2 separate regions of the Homo sapiens genome follow, and region 2 is linked to region 1. The links are chromatin contacts, found by Hi-C or POLR2A ChIA-PET in ENCODE. All regions are on one chromosome and are shown on one strand. The core of a region is the stretch at or near the end of the contact, and the rest is flanking DNA. Distances in the headings are between cores, read along the strand shown.

Region 1 (6,993 bases), core at 3,757-6,256:
GAAAACCATCAATATAATTCATATTAACAGACTAAAATGAAAAACATGTGATCATCTCAATAGATACAAAGAAAGCATTTGGCAAAATCCTACATGCATTCCTTATAAAAACTCACATTAAGCTAGGAATAGACGGGAAAGTCCTCAACCTGAAAAAAAATTTTTTTTCTTTACAGAAAAGCCTTACAGTTATCATCATACCTAATGACGAAAGGCAGACTGAATGTTTTCTTTGTAAGATTGACAAGGCAAGACAGTTCACTCTTACCACTTCTATTGAACATTATACTAGAGTATCAAGCAATGCAATAAGAAAAAAATGTGATTTTTGAAAGAAATTTTTGAAATGATTGGAAAGGAAGAAATAAAATTGAGTTTATTTCTAGATATCTTTATATGTAGAAAATCCTATGAAACATTTTAAAAAACGATTTGAACTAGTAAATGAGTTAAGCAAAATTGTGGGATACAAGAACAAAATGTAAACTCAATTGTATTTCTATGCACTGGCAGTGAACAATCAGAAATTAAAATTAAAAACATAATTCCCTTTATAATAGCATCAAAATACAAAATACTTAGGAACGAATCTGACAAAAGCTGTCCAAGGCTTGTACACTGAAAACTACAAAACACTGCTTAGAAAAGTTAAAGATCTAAATAAGTGTAAAGATATACCACGTTTATGGTTCAGAAGATTCAGTACTATTAAGATGTCTATTATCCTCAAATTGATGTATAGATTGAACACAATCTCAATCATGTACCCAGCAGACCTCTTGTCAAAATCGACAAGCTAATCATAAACTTCATACGAAAATTCAAAAGACCTAAAGTAGTCAAGAAATGCAAAAGAACAAAAGTGGAGGGCTAATACCACCTGATATTAAGACGTATTAAAAAGCAACAGTAGTCAAAATAGTACGGTATTGCCATCAGATAGGCAAATAAATCAATAGAACAGAATAGCAAGACCAGAAAGTCTGGATCTCCACACATATATGGTCAATTGATTTTTGCAGGGGTACAAAGGGAATTTACTAGAGAAAGGGCAGTTTTTTCAACAAATGGTAATGGAACAATTTGCAATCAATACACAAACAAAAAATGACTCTCCATACCTTGGGCAGTGTAAGAAAATTAACACAAAATGAATCATTGACCAAAATGTAAAACAAAGGGCTAAAAAATTTCTAAAAGAAAACATGGGAGAAATCCTTTATGAACTTGAGTTAGGCAAAGATTTCTCAGGTTTGACACCAAAAATACCCTCCACACAACAAAACTTGGTATGTTGGACTTCACCAAAATTAAGAATATCTGCTATTTAGAAAGCACTGTTCAGAGACTGAAAATTCAAGCACAGATTGGGAGAGAATATTTGCTCATCACTTACCTGTTAAGAACCTGTATTGAGAATATATAAAGAACTCCCACAACTCTATCATACAAACCCATTCAATTTTTTAAAAAAGGGAAACAGATTTGGACAGCCACATCACCAAAGATAAATACAGATGGCAAATAAGGACATGACAGTTTGCTTATAATCATTAGTAAAATGCAAATTAAAAACACAATATGATATTACCACACTCTATTTAGAATGCCTAAATTTAAAGACTGATCATAACAAGTGCTGGTTAGCATGTTGAGCAACTGGAATGCTCATATACTGCTGATTCATTTCTTAAAAAGTCATACAACTCTCACATGACCCAGCCATTCCACTCGTACTTATCTTCCCCAGAGAAATAAAAGCAGGATACAAGAACAAAGTGTAAACTCAATTGTATACAAAAAAAAAAAAACCTCATGTATATACAAAGACTTACAGATGAATGTTTATAGGAACTTTATTTGTAATAGCAAAAAAACAGAAAAACACAAATGCTTGTCAACAGGTGAATGAATAAACACATTTTGGTATATCCATGCAATGGAATAGTGTTCAGCAATAAAAAGGAGTAACTATTGATACATAAAACAACATGCATGAATCTTAAAGTAATTATGCTGAGTGAAAAAACTAGACAAAAGAGTACATATTATATGATTCCATTATGTAAAATTATAAAAAATTAAAACTAATCTATAGTGGTAAAAAGCAGTTAATGATTTCCTAGAGATGAGGGTGAAAAGCAAGGAGGGACTGTTAGGGACATGAGAGAACTTTTTGGGATGTTAGATATGTTCATTATTGTGATTGTAGTGTTAGCCTTGTGGGCAGTATACATGTGTGAAAACTTGTCAAGTTAGATATTTTATGTGCAGTTGATTGTATGTCAATTATACATCAATGAAGTTGTTAAAAATGTAAGTACAAAGATGTTCATTGCACTGTTTTTATAGTAGCCCAAAATAGGAACAACAAAATTTCTAAAAATAGGGAGTGGATAAATAAACAATGATGCATTCATAAAATATCAAGTAGCCACTAAAGTGTTTTCAGAGGATACTTAATAACATGAGAGAAAGGCCAAGTTACAACGAAAATTTGAATGAAAGAGAGAATTCAAAATTGTAGATAAGCATGATACTGATTTTGTAAAATGAAAGTATAATAGATACAAAAAGAGAAGAAAGAAGTTACTTAAGGCTTGTGATGCCCTGGCTCTATCATCTGTGTTTAGAACACTCATTGTAACAAATATGCATATTCAACTTTTGTTCTTGCCTTCTTATATCCACTGAGTTTTTACTTGAATATAAAATACATTAAGGGAAAAGAAACTGTTATTAATTTTTTTTGATATACTGGTGGCCTTACTATAGAATTTTGGTACATTGTTTTGTTGATTCTATGAAACTGTGTATATCTTAACCATATATCAAATTTTTAAAGGGAAATGTTTGTGCAATCTCTATTCTCTATAGATAATTGATGTCATAAAAAAATTAAGCACCTTTGTTTGAACTCTGCATGGATAAAATACAACTATGCTTGGGTAGAGTTGGAGTTATATGAGGCTATGTTCACACACTGGCTAGAAGGAGCAATTAGAGCTCAAGTAATGTCTGTTATATCTTACAAAACAATTTTTAGTGTTCGGTAACATGAAAGCACTTTTTTACCTAACAAAAGTTGTTAAGAAAGGTTTTTTGACCACTAGCTGTAACTGAATGCGGATCTCTTCAATGTGACTGCTATCAAAGACATTACCTTGTTTTGTGGAAAACTAACAATCTCCTTATTTTGTCTCAACTGTGACATAACCATGTAATTATGCTAGAAAGTAGGATTTCTACATAAGGCAGATGACAAATAATTCTTCGTTCTAACCTAAAAGGCTTATTTTCTGCATTCTGCTTCTTACCCTATGGTACGCTTCCCATGAAACTCAGATATCTCCACTACAATGAGAAAGTAGCAAAAGAAAATGAGCTGATGGTTTTTGTTTTTGATTTAGAGGATTATAATCTCCAGGAGGTCAGTGACATTCTTTAGTGAGTTCTCTAAAACAGATAGGACATTGCAGAGTGCTTAATAAATCTAATCATTGAACAGATTTTTGACAAGATTTGCATTGTACAGCCAAGCTCTGCACATGAGAGCAAGACAGACTTGTAAATCACCTATCATCAGTGCCAAGGTTTGTATCCATCTTCAAATTCTTATTTTCCAGATTTGAAAGACTCAACTATAGCCTACAGAAAAGATGCTCAATGCCTTAGGAAAATGTTTATTTTTTAAAAAAGAATGATACTGGCTAAGAGTAAAGAGTTGAAAGGAGAAAGCCTCCATTACTCTAGTTTTCCATACTAAATATCTTGACTAAAAGATTAAGCAGCTGCAAGATGTTTAATGATTTTCTATTACTGAGGACATAAGGAAGACATTTATTTTTCACACATAACAAAATATAGTTTGAGCAATTATGATGTAAGTCACATCCAGACAATGTGAAATGTAAAGTTCTGGATCAAGGGAGTATATGGATCCAGTTGGCTTTCTGCCCATCAGGGAGACACATTGGCTGCAATTACAAATGAAGCAAATTTTCTGTGGTGTAAACCTGTATGTCAGTGGTAAATCTGCTGTGGTGCTTAAAAAAGGCCAGAGTGAATCACTAGATTGTATACACATTCTCCAACAATATGTGTAATTAGGCCAAGAGATGAACGCCTAATTTAAAATAACAATGGCAAACATTTAGAGTGATTACTGTGTATTAAATGTCCATTTTATTATTTCAATTAATGTTTTTTATAACTTCATGAGGACCAAACTATAATTATACCCATTTTAGAGAAAAAAAAAGGGAAGTTCAGAGCATCTTTTTTTTTTTTTTTTTGAGATGGAGTCTCGCTCTGTCACCCAGACTGGAGTGCAGTGGCATGATTTCAGCTCACTGCAACCTCCCTAGGTTTAAGCGATTCTCCTGCCTCAGCCTCCCGAGTAGCTGGGATTACAGGCGCCCACCACCATACCCGGCTAATTTTTGTATTTTTAGTAGAGACGGGGTTTCACCATGTTAGCCAGGCTGGTCTCGAACTGCTGACCTCAAGTGATCTGCCCACCTTGCCTTCCAAAGTGTTGGGATTACAGGCGTGAGCTCCACCACACCCGGCTCAGAGCATCTTTTATCACTTATTTTGACAGAGACAGGAAAGAAGCTTAAGTCCATGGTGCTCTTAATTACTTCTCTACTACTCCCATCAGCAGGAACTTCCTAAGGCAGAGCAGCCAACTTAAGTCAACATCTAGAAAATTCTCTTTGGACATTTAATTAGATTAAATTATTGTTCTACTAAAAAATGTATTAGAACATGTAAAACATGCATTCTTATTTCTACGTATTGGAGAAAAATGGCAAAGGAGATTTCTTTAAAAAAAGAAAGCCTCCAACATTTTAAATTAATTAAAATACTCAGTTTGCTTTGGGCTTCATTTTAGTTTTCATTTTTTTAAGATCTGAAGTGGTTTGGTTTTGAATGAGTCAGTGTTTTCAGAGCAGATTCTCTCCTTCAGGGCAATGAGTACCCACTAACGATTCATAACTTTGTAGCCATGAAAGGAACCATGCAAAAACAAGTGAGAAGCCCCTGCCTTCTGCCAAAGTCTCATTTATAAACCGTCGCCTACAATGTATCACCGGGATTGTTTCTTTCCTTGTGTTTAAAGAATAAGATTTTTTCACTCATTTTTAATGCTTTATGGAGAAATAATTCACATAACATACACTTTATCCATTTAAAATGTACAATTCAATGGTTTTTAGTATTTTCATAGACATGTGGAACCATCACCACAATTTTAGAACATTTTTCATCACCTCTGAAAGCAGCCACATACCCTTTAGCTATGTCCCTTTTCTATACCGCCATTTTTTCCACCCCTAGGCAGCCACGAATCTACCTTCTGTCTTTATAGATTTTCCTGTTAAGAACATTTCACATAAATTGAATCATATAATGTGTGATCTTTTATGACTGGCTTCTTCCACTTAGCATAATGTTTTCAAGCTTCATCCACGTTGTAGCATGTATTGTACTTCATTATTATTATTATTATTTTTTGAGATGGAATTTCACTCTGTCACCCAGACTGAAAGGCAGTGACATGATCTCAGCTCACTGCAACCTCTGCCTCCCGGGTTCAAGTGATTCTCCTGCCTCAGCCTCTCGAGTAGCTGGAATTACAGGTACTGACCACCATGCCTAGCTAATTTTTGTATTTTTAGTAGAAACGGGATTTCATCATGTTGGCCTGGCTGGTCTTGAACTCCTGACCCCAGGTGATCCTCCCACCTCAGCCTCCCAAAGTGCTGGGATTACAGGCATGAGCCACTGCGTCTGGCCTGTACTGCATTCTTTTTTATGGCCATAACATATTCCACTATGTAGATATGCCTCATTTTCTTAATCCATTCATCAGTTGATGGACATTTGAGTTGTTTCCACCTTTTTTTCTATTATAAATAATACTGCTATAATCATTTGCATACAAAATTTTGTGTGGGCAAATGCTTTCACTTCTCTTGAGTATATACCTAGAAGTAGAATTGCTGGACCATATGGTTACTCCTTGTTTAACTGCTTGAAAAACAGACTATTTTCCAAAGTGGCTGCATCATTTTACATTTCCACTAGCAGCACAGGAGGATTCCAATTTCTCCACACCCTTGTCAACATTTGTTATCTGAATTTTTGTTTTTAGCTATCTTAGTGGGTGTGAAGTGGTATCTCATTGTAGCTTTCATTTGCATTTCTCTGATGACTAATAACGTTGAGCATCTTTTCATGTACTTATTGACCATTTGTGTATCTTCCTTGGAGAAATATCTATGAATATCATTTTTCTATTTTTTAATTGGGCAATTAATCATTTTATTATTATTATTATTATTATTATGGAGACAGAGTCTCACTCTGTCCCCCAGGCTGGAGTGCAGTGGTGTGATCTTGGTTCATGTAACCTCCGCCCCCTGGGTTCAAACAATTCTCATGCCTCAGCCTCCCCCAAGTAGCTGGGATTACAGGCACCTGCCACCATGCCTGGCTAATTTTTGTATTTTTAGTGGAGATGGGGTTTTCCCATATTGACCAGGCTGACCTCAGATGATCCACACGCCTCAACCTCCCAAAGTGCTGGGATTATAGGTGTGAGCCACCACGCCCGGCCTAATCTTTTTATTATTGAGGTGTAGGAGTTCATATATATTCTGGACATAAGTCTCTTGCCAGATTGCAAACACTGTCTCCCATTTTATGAGTTGTCTTTTCACTTCCCTGATAGTGTTTTTTGAAGCACAAAAGTTTTTAATAGTTTTCTTTCTTTCTTTTTTTTAAGAGATGCAGTTTCACTATGTTGTCCAGGCTGGTCTTGAACTTCTGAGCTCAAGCAATCCTCTCATCTCCCTATAATCCCAATACTTTGGGATTATAGGTGTGAGCCACCATGCCCAGTCAAAAAGCTTTTAGTTTTGATGAAGTCCAATTTATCTATTTTTTCTTTTGTTGCTTGTTGTCATACCTAACAAATTATTACCA
Region 2 (7,498 bases), core at 255-2,754, 280 kb before region 1:
GTTGGTAAGGTTTATACTGAGAAGTCTGCTGTTAGCATGATAGGGTTCCCTTTGTATGTGATCTGATCTCTGTCTTTAGCTGCCTTTAACATTTTTTTTTCTTTAATATTGACCTTGGACAGTGTAGTGACTTAATTTCTTTGTTATGTTCATTTTGAATAGTTTGTCACAGATGTTCTCTGGATTTCTTATATCCAGATGTCTACCTCTCTAGCAAGATTAGGAAAATTTTCTTGAATTATTTCCTCAAATATGTTTTCCAGGTTGTTTACTTTTTCTCTTGTCTCTCAGGAATGCCAACAATGCATAGGTTTGGTCACTTGACATAATTCTATATTTCTCAAAGACTATCTTTAAAAAATTCTTTTTAACAAAATTTTTGTGTAAGTGGGTTAGTTCAAAAGACCAGTCTTCAAACTCTGAAATTCTTTCTTCTGCTTGGTGCAGTCTATTGATAAAACTTTCAGTTGTATTTTGAAATTCCCTAAGTGAGTTTTTCAATTCCAGAAGCTCTGACTGATTTATTTTTAGGATGTTTTATCTCTTCTTTCATTTCCCAGATTACTTTAGAAGTTTCCTTGTGCTGATTTTTTTTTTTTTTTTTTTAGATGGAGTCTTTCTTTGTCACCCAGGCTGGAGTACAGTGGTGTGATCTTGGCTCACTGGTACCTCCGCTTCCCAGCTCAAGTGATTCTCCTGCCACAGCCTCCCAAGTAGCTGGGACTACACACGTGCGCCACCACACCCAGCTAATTTTTTGTATTTTTAGTAGAAACAGGGTTTCACCATGTTGGCCAGACTGGTCTTGAACTCCTGACCTCAAGTGATCCTGCTGCCTTGGCCTCTCAAAGTCTTGGGATTACAGGCATGAGCCACTGCACCTGGCCTGTGTTGATTTTCAACCTTGTCTTGGATCTTATTGAGCTTCCTTGCAATTCATGCTTTGAATTCTTTATCTGTAATTTCTGGGTTTCCATCTGGGTTAGGGACCATTGCTGGAGAGCTACTGTGATCTTTTGATGTTGTCACATTCAGATTTTTCATGGTTCCAGAATTCTTGCTCTGATTCCTTCTCATCTGGAAGTGCTGGCACTTCTAATTTTTGTAATTATTTTTGTGTGGGTAGGATTTTTGTTTTTATTTCTTTCCCTATAAAATTATTGCCTTTTCTTCTTTTTCTTTCCCTTCCCCTCTTCCTACACTCTCTAGATATTACACGGGGCTGTGCAGTTAAACAGACAAGCCAGTAGATGTCACTTATGTGTAAGAGCTGGTTGTGGCCAACATGGCTGGGTATATACCCGATCCTTGTTTACTGAGAGGAGCTCTTTGTTGCCTCAGGCAATGGGCTCATTTATGGAATGCACAGTGGTCTGAGCTCTCTTCTCAGCTCCAGGGAATGGAGGGGTGGGGCAAGATGGGTGGAGCCGAACTTGGAAGGCCCAGTTACACGTCCCCTGATGGCAAGCATAAGCACCAGTGCCAAAGGAGAATCCAGTGGGCTGCCACCAAGTTTCTAGAGGTGTGCCTAGGCATGGAGCTAGGAAACCTCCTCAGCCCCAAGTTCTCTGGATGGGGATGGGTGTCAGCCTAAACTCCTAATCCAGGAGAGTGGTGCTCCAGGGTCCTGAAGATCTCCCTGGCCATGAAGCAGAGAAAAAGTCCCCTGCACCAAGATCTCTGTACAGGAGGGGTGGGGTGACTTCAGCTGCTGAACCAAGCAAGAAGGTGATTTGAATGTCTGGAGATCTGCTTGCAGTGGAGGGGGCCCTACTGTACCACAGTCTATGCACAGGAAGGGTGGGGGTGGCTCAGGCTGCTGAACCAAGAGAGCAGGTGCTCCAAATGCCTGAAGATATGCCTAGGGGTGAAGCAGGGAGAGCCACCTGCACCAGGATCTCTGCACAGGAAGAAAGGGCCAATTAGACTTCTAGTCCATGCTAACAGGTGCTCCAAATGCCTGCAGAGTTGCCTACATGTGGAGCAGAGAGGGCCCTATGAAACTTGGTTTCATTTTGTCATTGGCAGCTGCTATGGTTTGGGTAGGATTTGTTTGTTCCCAGCAAAACTCATGTTGAAATTTGGTCCTTGTCTTGCGGGGTTGGGAAGTAAGCCTGTGGGAAGTACTTGGTCATGGAGGCAGAGCCCTCATGCATGGCTTGGTACCCTTTTGTTAGTTAGTAAATTCTTTGTCTGGCCAGACTAGGTTCATTGCTGAGAATGGATTTCTTCCCTTGAGAATAGGTTGTGGTAAAGCCAAGATGCCATTGGGCTCTGACTTTTCATAATTCCCCTTTGACCTTCTCTACCATGTTTGGACCTACCATGTGGCTCTCACCAGAGCAGATGCTAATGCTATGCTTCTTGTACTTCCCAGCCTGCAGAACCATGAGCTAAATGAACCCCTTTTCTTTGTAAATTACTGGGTCTCAGATATCCTGTTACAGCAACACAAAACAGACTAAGTGAGCAGCACAGCCACCCTTTGTGATTCAGGGGGCAGATTCTCACCTTCAGCAAATCAGTTTGGGGATGCCTGCAGGAGCTGTCAACAAGGAAGACAAAGAATGTCAACAAGGAAGACAAGGAAGACAAAGACAAAGATATCTCGGGTTCCATCCTTTCCATTTTAGCTAGAAAAAAAAAGAGAGAAGAAGATGTATGGTGAGATACAGTTGCCCCATATGGGTCTTTTAAGAAAGAAGGGAAGTCTGATTCAGTGAAAGTCCCACAGTAATTCTGAAAGGCTAGGCCAAGTGCTGGCTTCTGTCACAAGTGTCCTGACAGCTACCCCAGTCTCTACCCAAGTTTTGGTAACATTTTTCATATTTCAGATGTTTTTACAAATCCCCATTACTCAACAGTGATTGATTCCTAGTTTTATTTTAGTTGAATTAAAAACGAGTCATTGGGCTGGGAGCAGTGGCTCATGCCTGTAATCCCAGCACTTTGGGAGGCCGAGACAGGTGAATCATCTGAGGTCAGGAGTTTGAGACCAGCCTGGCCAATGTGGTGAAACCCCATCTCTACTAAAAAAACAATTAGCCAGGCATGGTGGCAGGCAGCTGCAATCCCAGCTACTCAAGAGACTGAGGCAGGAGAATTGCTTGAACCCGGGAGGCAGAGGTTGCAGTGAGCTGAGATGGCATCATTGCACTCCAGCCTGGGAGACAAGAGCGAGACTTCTTTTAAAAAAAAAAAAGAGTGATTTTGTACTATAGGAGAAAAATTCATTTGTTGTTAAAAGAGGTACATTTTGAATCTCCATGGGCACCAAGAATAAAATCACATATTTTCAAAATGCAGACACTTTGATGTTCTTAATGGTTTACAAACATTTTCAGCCTGAAATAATTACTTAATTTTTTTCAAATTTTAAGTAAATTTTTTATTGAAGTATGACATGCAATCAGAAATGAGCACAACTCATAAATGTATAGCTTGTGAATTTTCATGAAGTGAACACATTTGTGTTTCACTGTCTGATCAAGAAACAGAACATGACCAGCCACTGGAACTCCTTGAAACTCCTTTCAATTGCTCCCCACCCCCCATTATCACCATCACCACCCGACAATGGTAGTAGCTTTGCCTGTTTTTGAAATTTACATGAATAGAGTCATATAATATGTCCTCTTTTGTGTCTGGACTCTTTTGCTCAATAGTATATTTGTGAAGATAAAGTTGTGGACCAAGGGCAAGGGAGGATAGGCATTTAATTCAGAAGACTGCTAGACATGGGGTCCAGACAGGCAATGACCTTGGCCCTGCAGCAGTGCCACCAGGGTGGTGAGAAAGACTGGAGCAGGGAGGATAGGAAGAAGTTGGTTAACTCGCACAAAGTTACAATTAGAGAGGAGGGATAAGTTCTGTTGCACATTCAGATGACTATGGTTAAGAGTAAATTATTGTATATTACAAAATAGCTAGAAGAGACACTTTTGGATGTCCTTACCACTAAGAAAGGATAAATTCACAAGGTAATGGATATGCTAAATGCCAATTTGATCATTATACAACATAGATGTATGGAAATATCAAATTGTATCCCATAACTATGTACAGTTACAATGTATTGATTTAAAAAAAATTAAGAAGAAAGACTAGAGTGAGGCCTACCAGATTTGGACTTTACTAAGTTCCACACTTTGATACTCCTGATATAGAATTCCCACCCCCACTCCCCGGGGTCATTTCGACTGTATTTGGAGGTACACTGACAGCACTCACTGAAGGAGTTATTACAAGTGTAGAGAGAAAAATCAAGGATGACTCTTCAGGTCTTTGTGTTTTTTTTTGAGACAGAGTCTCACTCTGTAGCCCAGACTGGAGTGCAGTGGCTTGATCTCGGCTCACTACAAGCTCCGCCTCCCGGGTTCACGCCATTCTCCTGCCTCAGCTTCCTGAGTAGCTGGGACTACAGGCGCCCACCACCACCCCTAGCTATTTTTTTGTAGTTTTAGTAGAGACGGGGTTTCACCGTGTTAGTCAGGATGGTCTCGATTTCCTGACCTTGTGATCCACCCGCCTCGGCCTCCCAAGGTGCTGGGATTACAGGCGTGAGCCACTGCGCCCTGCCGAGAAACACGTTTTTAAGGGGTGCTAAACAAATGCTTTGTTTTGGACAAGGTAAATTTGAGATGTTTCTTAAACAAAGTCCAAGTGGATCTGGAGCTCTGGAGTATAGTCAAAGCCTGAGTTAAAAATGCTAGGAATTCCTAGCATGAGGTTGGCTTTTAACTCTATGGAGGGGCACGGTGAGACTACAGGGTGAAATGAACATCATGTGGCATCTCAGAGGAAAATCCCCTCTTTTTCCCCATCTCTTCCTCTACAACCTACACTCACCTCGGGATGTGATTCACTCAGACTCTAGGCCCACGTCCTCCCCTTGGTCCCCTGCCTCTTCAGTCTTTCTCCTCCCCTCACCCTTCCCCTCAGTTGGTGTTACAAAAGTTCAAGTAACCGGGGAAGAGAGAATTTTCCTGAGAAAGGAAAAAGGTGGCAAAGGTAGGTAGGGAGGTGGTGGGGCTGGTTCTTGGAAAATTCTCTTTGACTGTAAAAGGGGAAACAAAAGCAGCACACAATCCAGTTAGTACCAGTGCACATACTAATACTTTTTGACCTGTCACACTTTTATTGTGGTTGTTTCTGATGAGCTGCCCCTGGAATTTTCTTGAAAGCAAGAAAAATTCCTATGTTCCTAGGGAATTCCACCATTACGTTAAACCAGAGAGAGCTTAACAAAATATATTTGTTGGATAAATTGCCTTTTCATCAAAAGTACTAAATTACCTGTGTATTTATTCAATATTTAATAATTCAACAGCAGTGGAGTAAATGTTTACTGAGCCAGTACAGTATATTTGTGGATGTGTGCACATGCGTGTGTGTGTGCGTGACTTGAACACTCATAAGTAGACTCCTACATTGTGGAAGCAATGATATTTGGGAGTAGAAGAAGAATCCTGTCTGATTAAACCATCTCTTCATTGTTTAAGTGTTGGCACCCTTTACTGGTAAGTACTTGTTTTTCAATAACAAGGATGGGATGTTGGAATGAAGCTCTGGCAATCCCTGGTAATGAAACTGAAGAGCAAACGTGGCTTCCCCCTCAGATATTTTTGGCAATTAATTCACTTATATCCAACCTCTAACAGATGTAGCACTTGGGGGGAAAGAATAACTTCCTTCGTGCCTAGATTCCTTATCTTCTCATAATTAAATCATAAACAAAATAAAAGATGAAATGAAATATACATCATTGCCTTAAGAAGAAATAGAAATGCAAATGAAACGGCACAATCTGTGGATTGACAGACTCACCAGGAGTTCGCATCTGGGACTTGGCTGGCTTCCAGAGTATTTGCTTGTTCATTTCCTTACCCTCTCCTCCCTCCTCTTTCAGTCTCATTGCTTTGCCCTGACTTGAGTCCCTCTGCTCTTTCTTATCTTGCCCTGGATGGCTATTTCTCTTTCTTTTGTACGATGAGTATTTTCACATTTCCTTAGGACAGTACTGCAAAATAAGGTCAGGTTATAAAAAGAAATTATATATTCTGCTGGCAAAATAACAAATTGACAAGTCAACGAGGGCCTAGGCAAATTGATTTTTGAAAAAAACGATATGGACAATGTAGTACCTTTCTTTTAGGAAACACTACACTGCATGTTCTTCACTTTGGGGACTATTTAGAGACCCAAAGACATATGATAGTTTGAAATAGGATAGGTTTTACTCACAGCTGGGGACCAAGTGCCACAGGCTCTAAAATAAGTTTTCTACTTCCTCTACCTCAGTGACTAAAATTTCTACTTGAGGACAATATTAGTAATGCTGTATACTTCATTGGTGTTGCTGATTCTATTATTATAAATATAGTTTTAAACTACACATTTGTATGTCTTTGTTCGGCTCACTACTGCTCTTTTTTTTTGAGATGGGGTCTTGCTCTGTTGCCCAGGCTGGAGTGCAGTGGTGTGATCTTGGCTCACTGCAACCTCCGCCTCCTGGTTCAAGCAATTCTCCTGTCTCAGCCTCCCGAGTAACTGGGATTACAGGCACGTGCCACCACACTTGATACATTTTTGTATTTTTAGTAGAGATGGGGTTTTGCCATATTGGCCGGTCTGGTTTCGAACTCCTGACCTCAGGTGATCCGACCACCTCTTCCTCCCAAAGTGCTGGGATTACAGGCTTGAGCCACCGCACCCAGCCTCCACTACTGCTTTGAAGTGCCCTCCTTTTGTGCCACACACTGAACTAAAGCACGATGACACTATCTTTCCTGGTTCTCATAAAACCCTGGGAGGAAGGCATTGCTATGCCTGTTTAACAGATGAGGCGTCTGAGTATTGGAGAAAACTCATCTAACTCTTCTTATGTGTAGCAGAGCTAGGAGTTCTGATTGGACCCTCCTGGCATTCTAGCCCAGTTGAGGTCTGACTATTTTAGTGATTTGTTGGGGGATCCTCCTAAGCATAGGTGTATGCTTGCCAAAATAGCCCTCTGTGAGCCTTGGCTTATTCATCCGACTAGCTTTATTAGAGAACCGGATCTCAAGGAGGTGGGTGGGAGGTAGGTGAGAACTCTGGGAGATGGAAAGGGAGAAGGAACAGAAGCAGGCTCTGCAGGGAGGGCCAAATCCGTGCCCTGGCTGGTCACAATGCACCCAGCCCCTCCTAGCATGTAGATGGGAGTGGAAGGAGAGGAAACTGATCCAGCTTCGCTGGACACTGGCCTGGGATGAACAATTAGCCTTCTTCCAAACACGGTGACAGAGACAGACACTGCCAGGGTTCCTCGCCAGACCTCAGAAAACCCACATCCCTTGAACGTCACTGGCTTCAGCCCTCGAGTCTAGTTAGAACAAGGCGATGTTGTCATGGCTGACTTCTGGGCCCCCTGTGCTTTTGCTGGGAAGCACCCACTGCCAGTGTGTGGGTATGTGAGGTGGGGAGTGGCGGCCACAGGGGCAACACATTGGCAAGGCTCACA

The links. Hi-C counts contacts between places; a loop is a spot of excess contacts on that map. ChIA-PET counts read pairs that join two places held with the same protein, here RNA polymerase II (POLR2A). Pooled maps may share reads with other maps.
Region 2: a pooled map shows a loop between it and region 1 (3-fold over the local background). The contact joins two enhancer-like sites. A Hi-C loop is called at or near these places in 6 of 50 pooled maps. POLR2A ChIA-PET finds 5 or more read pairs at or near these places in 2 of 52 experiments (A673 and activated B cell).

Annotation. Positions count from the first base shown.
Region 1 is chr12:47,119,329-47,126,321 of GRCh38, reverse strand. The region is part of intron 2 of PCED1B (PC-esterase domain containing 1B); the gene reads right to left. Among named protein-coding and RNA genes, the nearest start is that of AMIGO2, 43 kb to the right of the region's middle. Within about 2 kb of position 5,006, at least 2 of the 41 ENCODE cell types and tissues checked have a DNase peak (open chromatin) inside an H3K27ac peak, as active enhancers do.
Region 2 is chr12:47,391,622-47,399,119 of GRCh38, reverse strand. No RefSeq gene overlaps it. Among named protein-coding and RNA genes, the nearest start is that of LINC02156, 20 kb to the left of the region's middle. RefSeq lists a silencer at 1,283-1,332. Within about 2 kb of position 1,504, at least 2 of the 41 ENCODE cell types and tissues checked have a DNase peak (open chromatin) inside an H3K27ac peak, as active enhancers do.